2 separate regions of the Mus musculus genome follow, and region 1 is linked to region 2. The links are chromatin contacts, found by Hi-C or POLR2A ChIA-PET in ENCODE. All regions are on one chromosome and are shown on one strand. The core of a region is the stretch at or near the end of the contact, and the rest is flanking DNA. Distances in the headings are between cores, read along the strand shown.

Region 1 (3,099 bases), core at 480-2,979, 37 kb after region 2:
TGCCCAGGGGGTCTGAATATACAGAGTCCTGAGAAGGGCCTGGAGGAATTCGCAAGGAGTCTAAAGGCTCCGCATATAGGGCTGGAGGGCTGCCCAGGGGGTCCTGGGGAACAGGAGGGGGAACTGTCTTCCCCTCTGTCTCCCCATCATGGGAGTCAGTTCTGAGGATATCCTGTGCCTGGCCCACCTTTCCTTGGGCTTTCTGCTGCTGGATGGCAGCCTCAACTGCCTGAAAGATGTCATTTCCCTGAGAAGTCTGGAAGGTGAAGGTCCCAGGGCCTGAGGGGCAGCGGCGACCAGCTTCAAAGGAGAACATTACCTGAGGGGGTGGGGGAAACACGTTAGGCGTGTCATAAAAAATGAGTCACAGGCCTGACCAAGTTACTGTATCTGCACAGAAGAGACCACCTGAGAATGGAATTGTCACCTACAGCTACTCAACCTGGTAGCCCTCCCTGACGGGTCATCCTCCCAGACAGCCCCATGCACCTTGTCCCGGCCATAGCGACGCAACAGAGTGTAGGGCCAGAAAAGGAGCGGCTCCAGGATTTGACTCTGCGCACCCAAAGTCAGGAGAGTCAGCTTCTCAGCTTCCACCCTCAGTATGTAGGAGCCTTGCAAGCCGCAGCGTTCAGAAGCCTCGGTCTTCTGCGAGGTTACCCAGAACTGGGATCCTGGAAGAACACATACGAAGGAGAAGGAGCGCTGGGGCAAGTTAGGGACTCGGTTGACTCCAATCACTAGCTCCCCAAGGGCACCTCTTCAACCCACTCCATTCCTGCCAGACATCTACCTTCCCAGGTGGGGCTGTACAGCGAATTCTCCAGCATCTCCAAGGCAGAAAACTTAGGTTGGTTCTCCGTCTGCGCCAAAGCCCAGCCGCCTTTCTGCAGAAAAGGGAACATGGAAGAATTATATATAATTCTCTTGGGTCTAGGGTAGGTGCAAGAAGTCCAGTGCCTCTATAATAGCTCCATCCTCGCAGTGTCCCTTAAGCCCAGAGATGCCCACCCCCAGTCACTCACCGGAAAGGCGGTTCTGCATAAAGTCTGCACCCAGGCGGTGCTGGATACGGCGTCCGCCGCCAGCAGGTGCGAGCGCTGTGCGGTGTCCAGGCGGAAGGCAACAGCGCCGGGCTCAGGGGGACTCTCCACAGTCACCGGCACCACGCTCACACATTCAGCCAGGCGTATCATCTTGCAGTCTAGACGGCGAGAGCCGCCTCGACCCCCTCTAGAGCTCGACCCCTTGTGATCAAAGAATTCCAGCCGCGCCACGCCGTGAGGACTGGCTGGGTAAAGCACAGCCCAAGTTTTCCTCCACCTCTGGGAAAGAACGAAAGACTCGAGAGTGCGCGGTGGTAGCACGCGCCCCACAAGGAAGAAGAGACCCATGAAGGCCGATCTGAGTCTGGGGCTTCCCAGGCTGAGCTACTTTCCCAAAGATAATGGCATCCCAAGACCGCACCAAGGAGGGCACAGCCCGAGACTTTTAAGGGAACGTCTTGGGGATCTACAATTGCCCGCGCGCCGTTCCGACCTTCTTCCGGCCCCTTCCCTCTTTCTGGATTCTTTCACCCACTTCTAGTCCAGAGGGGTTTCGCCATCCCCCACGCCACAAACAAACTACCTTGGTCCCGAAGCGCTGACTCTGCAGAAAAAGCGGACCCTCCATCACAGCCCCGTCCATGGCCCAGGCGATTCCTTCCGCGCTTCCTGGCCCGGAGGGCTGGGGGCGGGGCGGGGCGGGGCGAGGCTGCAGGGTGCCGGAGGCGTGCCCGCCCCTCCCCGGCCCCTGCGGCGGTGATGGGGGAGCGGAGGGCTTGGAGGAAAACGAGCCATCAGGAAGAACTCAGGGAGAGCTCACTAAAGCCTTTATCTTTAGTGGTGCACACAGTGGCACCACTCAGGGAAGCGGTGATCACCAACCAGGGGCCCTAGTGCCTGGGGGGTGGAAGCTGAGAGTGACGACATATGTTTAACGTGACATCAGAGTGAAGGCCGTGACATCACCTGCAGGCACCTCGGGGGCGCCATAATGACCAAGGGAGCCATCGGGACAATAGTTTTCTTTGTGGGACCTTTTCTCATGGCCCAGCCCGGGAATTGGACTGGACTGTTGTTGATACTCTGTCTAGTTGGGGATGTGGAGGAACGGCTACGGGCTGGAAAGCTTCCCGTTGCCACAGGGGCCGTCCTGCTGTCCCGAAACCGTTTGCAAGTCAAGCACCCTGAATACGGCTGCCGGGCCTCCAACCTGCGGGAAAAGAAAGCTTCATTGAGCCGGGAGGAGTGGGAGGGGGTGGCGTGGCTGCAGCCAGCTCCACAGGGGAGGGGAAGATCTAGAGGAGGGAACTGGCCTGGCCGGAATGGAGGGAGAAAGCGGAATGTGGGAGGGCTCTAGGGGACGTGGGAGGGACCAACGAAGAGGGGAGAGGAAGGGGGGGTCCAGTCTCCCCTGGCCGAACACTTTTTTTCTGAGAAGTCCTGAAAGTAATCTCCAGGACCAGGACTCTGCTTCCAGCCTCTGGAGTTGTGCCTAGTCGAAGGTAGGGGAGTTACTGCTGGCCAGCGGGAAGAGGAGTTGGGGATGGAGAGGATGGTGGACCAGGAGAAACGCTGATTTGGGATGGAGTCGGGAAAGCCAACCAACTGACAGTTTTATTATTGGTCAAGGAGCGAAACAGAAGAGTGGAAAGCTGAGCAAACTGTTGGGGATGGAGGCTTCAGGGTGCAATTTGCAGGCCCTACGCTGAACACCAGGGCTTCGGAGCCAAATGCCCCCAGAACAAAGCTGTCTTGTCTGAGTTGGGGGAAGCAATGGAGGGCCCCCCTTACTGTGGAGGACTGTTTTCAGCCTCGGATAGAGAAGGCCTGAGCTGGGGAGCTAGCCCTAGCTTCTGGTTGCCCAGTGACAGAAAAAGAGGTGTTCCAGGGAGCTTGGATAACTCCATACCAAACCCTGCCCAGCTTGAAGCCTAGGTCTCCTGGAGTCCCTGACCCTGCAGCATATTTGCCAGCCCATGTGCTAGGGAGGGTGGCAGAAGGTTCTCCTACTCCGGTTAGCCTCGGCCCTTCCTGCATGGGCATCTGCCCCCAT
Region 2 (2,873 bases), core at 299-2,798:
AGCAGTGCCATCCTCAGGAATGCCACCCACCTCCTTTGACACAGGGTCTCTGCTGGTTCTAGAGTTCACCACCGAGACTAGACTGGCTATCCAGTGAGCCCAGGTATCCTCCTGCCTCCACACCACCATGCCCTAGCATTTTCACATTAGTTCTGGGTTTGAACTCAGGCCCTCATGCTTGAGAGGCAAAACCCTTACCAACTGAGCCATCTCTCCAGCGCCAGGTAATATTTTAGACTTTGGCACACCTCAGTCACTACTAAGTGACATCTTTAACATAGAGTCGTCTTCTTCTTCTTCTTCTTCTTCTTCTTCTTCTTCTTCTTCTTCTTCTTCTTCTTCTTCTTCCTCTTCTTCTTCTATGATATGAAAATGGGACCGTTGTTTAAGAACTGTAGTTAAAGCCGGGAGTGGTGGCGCACACCTTTAATCCCAGCACTTGGGAGGCAGAGGCAGGCGGATTTCTGAGTTCGAGGCCAGCCTGGTAAGTAAGTTCCAGGACAGCCAGGGCTACACAGAGAAACCCTGTCTCGAAAAACCAAAAAAAAAAAAACAAAAAACAAAAAACTGTAGTTAGGCTCTGGAGAGATGGCTCAGCGGTTAAGAGCACTGACTGCTCTTTCAGAGGTCTTGAGTTCAATTCCCAGCAACCACATGGTGGCTCACAACCATCTGTAATGAGATCTTGTAAGGGCACTCTTCTGGTGTGTCTGAAGACAGTATACTCACATATATCAAATAAATAAATCTTGAGAGAGAGAGAGAGAGAGAGAGAGAGCTGGGCCATGGTGGCACATGCCTTTAATCCCAGCACTTGAGAGGCAGAGGCAGGTGGAACTCTGAGTTTGAGGCCAGCCTGCTCTACAAAGTGAGTTCCAGGACAGCCAGGGCTACACAGAGAAACCTGTCTCAGAAAAACAAACAAACAAACAAACAAACCTGTAGTTAAGATATATTTTTCTTCCAATTTGGATCACATACTTCACTAAAAAGAAAAAAGTGAAAGAAACGGCAAGACTTTGAGCATCTCAAATGTTCACATCACTGTAGATGTAGACTTCCTCAGCAGCAACTTTTTAATCTTTATTCCCAAGAGCTGCATGGCACTTAAAAGTCTGCAATGCTTCTAGGTGACCAGTGTCCTTATTTCATATCCAGTGGGCTCTCAGCCTAGCCATCACTATCATTTCCAGCTCAGAGGAATAGCTACTTTCCTGTTGCTGTGATGAAATACCATGACCAAAGCAACTTAGAGAAGAAAGTTTGTTTGGGCTTATGGTGCACAGGGGGCTGAGTTTACAATGGTGAGGAATAGCATGGCAGCAGGCATGCCGGCAGGAGCAGGAAGCCGAGAGCTTCAGCCACAAACACAAAGAAAAGAAGAGCAAGCTGGCTGTCGGGTCAGTCCTTAAGCTCTTCAAGCCCATTCCCAGCGAAACACTTCCTCCAGCACCCACGTGGCAGTTCATAATAAATCCAAGTGAAGGCTGTCACTGCTGTGGCCACTAGGGGGCAGAATAAGTCCACACATAGACTGTGGATGCCACCTCCTATGGCTTACAGGGACTCAGGCAAGGTTGTTCCAATGGTTAGCTGTAGTTTCGAGCGGCACCGCGTCAAGGGGCCTGTTTCATCAGATGCGTAATGCCTTGCTTTCTGGGAGGAGCTATGCTTCAGTATTATCTAAGAAGAACAATATCTCCTTCCCAGCTCTCCCGTTTAGCACATTTAGTTATGTTTGTGAGCAATGCTGCAGTGGGCGCTGCTGTTCTAACCCAGAGGAAAGCAGAAGCCAAGGAGGATGACCTAGCAAAACACAGTTTGAAGAAAAAGGAAAGTACCTTTTTTTTTCTGCCCATGAGAGTAGGGAAGAGTAGAAGGGCCGGGCGTGTGGCACAGTTACTAGCATGCTTGCCTTACATGCATGAAGCCCTGGGTTTGACCCTCAGCACCACATAAACTATGGTGTGGTGGTGAATGCCAACCCTCATCATCCCCACAACTTGAGAAGTGGAGACAGGAAGATGAGAAGGGCAAGGTCATCCTTGTCTATATAATGAGTTTGAGACCAAGCTGGACCATGTGAGACCCTGTTTCATGTCAGAGTGACAGCAAGAAAGGGAGGGAAAGATAAAGAAATGGAAGAGGAACGGGAGGATGAAGGCAGTGGCTGACCTACTGCATGCTGTTCTTAAACAACGTACACTGTAGTGTGTTATGATAACTAGGAAATAGGTTCTAGTGTCCCTGCTGCTCCCAAAAACACACAACTAACAACATCCCAGGCACAGCTCAAGTCCTGATCTTGCTACTAAATCACACTGCCTTTCAAAAACTCGGGGAAATAAAGCCTTCAACAGAAATAAATTAACAAGTATGATTAATACTGCACAATGAAGCTCACAAGCACCCCTCCGTTACTAATTAAAGCAGACAAGGAAAGATCATATGAGCACAGCTCCTGGACAACGTTCTGAGTCAAAGGCTGGAGGAGGTGCAAGGCCTCGGATTAACAGAGTAATAAAAGCCCTAAGGAAGGAAGGAAGTCACGTGACAAGGAGACTAACTTAGCTGAAGCAGAAGGGTCACAGGAAAAGCAATGGGAGTGACAGGCCTCTGCCAAGGCCCCAGCTGGGGGATGGGGCAGGATGGACATGAAAAGAAGCCTGCACTTAAATGGGGAAGATCAAATGTGTGACAACACAAACTATACAATGAGCTATCTGCCTCGCCATCATCACCTACACATGAAGGGTGGGTCAGGACAGGTACAGGTGGCATTTGAACTGGATCTTGAAAAACCAGGGTGTCAACGGGGGCAATGGGGAGGAGCGCCCTGGACCATCACAGAGGAAGAGGAAGGCGGAGTCTCT

What was found. A loop is a pair of places that touch in the nucleus more often than their neighbours do. ChIA-PET counts read pairs that join two places held with the same protein, here RNA polymerase II (POLR2A).
Region 1: a map of heart shows a loop between it and region 2 (5-fold over the local background). The contact joins the promoter of Dok1 here to the enhancer-like site in region 2. A Hi-C loop is called at or near these places in 11 of 37 maps with a recorded cell type or tissue (CH12.LX, T-helper 2 cell, adrenal gland and 4 more). POLR2A ChIA-PET finds 5 or more read pairs at or near these places in 1 of 5 experiments (Patski).

What each region holds. Positions count from the first base shown.
Region 1 is chr6:83,031,742-83,034,840 of GRCm38, forward strand. It overlaps Dok1 (docking protein 1), which reads right to left and starts at 1,730. Exons shown (of 5, transcript NM_010070.4): 1 at 1,630-1,730; 2 at 1,026-1,325; 3 at 794-887; 4 at 490-674; 5 at 1-319. The coding sequence starts at 1,689. It overlaps Loxl3 (lysyl oxidase-like 3), which reads left to right and starts at 2,464. Exons shown (of 14, transcript NM_013586.5): 1 at 2,464-2,548.
Region 2 is chr6:82,995,328-82,998,200 of GRCm38, forward strand. The region is part of intron 4 of M1ap (meiosis 1 associated protein); the gene reads left to right. Among named protein-coding and RNA genes, the nearest start is that of Gm32644, 26 kb to the right of the region's middle. Within about 2 kb of position 1,549, at least 1 of the 3 ENCODE cell types and tissues checked has a DNase peak (open chromatin) inside an H3K27ac peak, as active enhancers do; it is heart, where a contact is called at or near this core.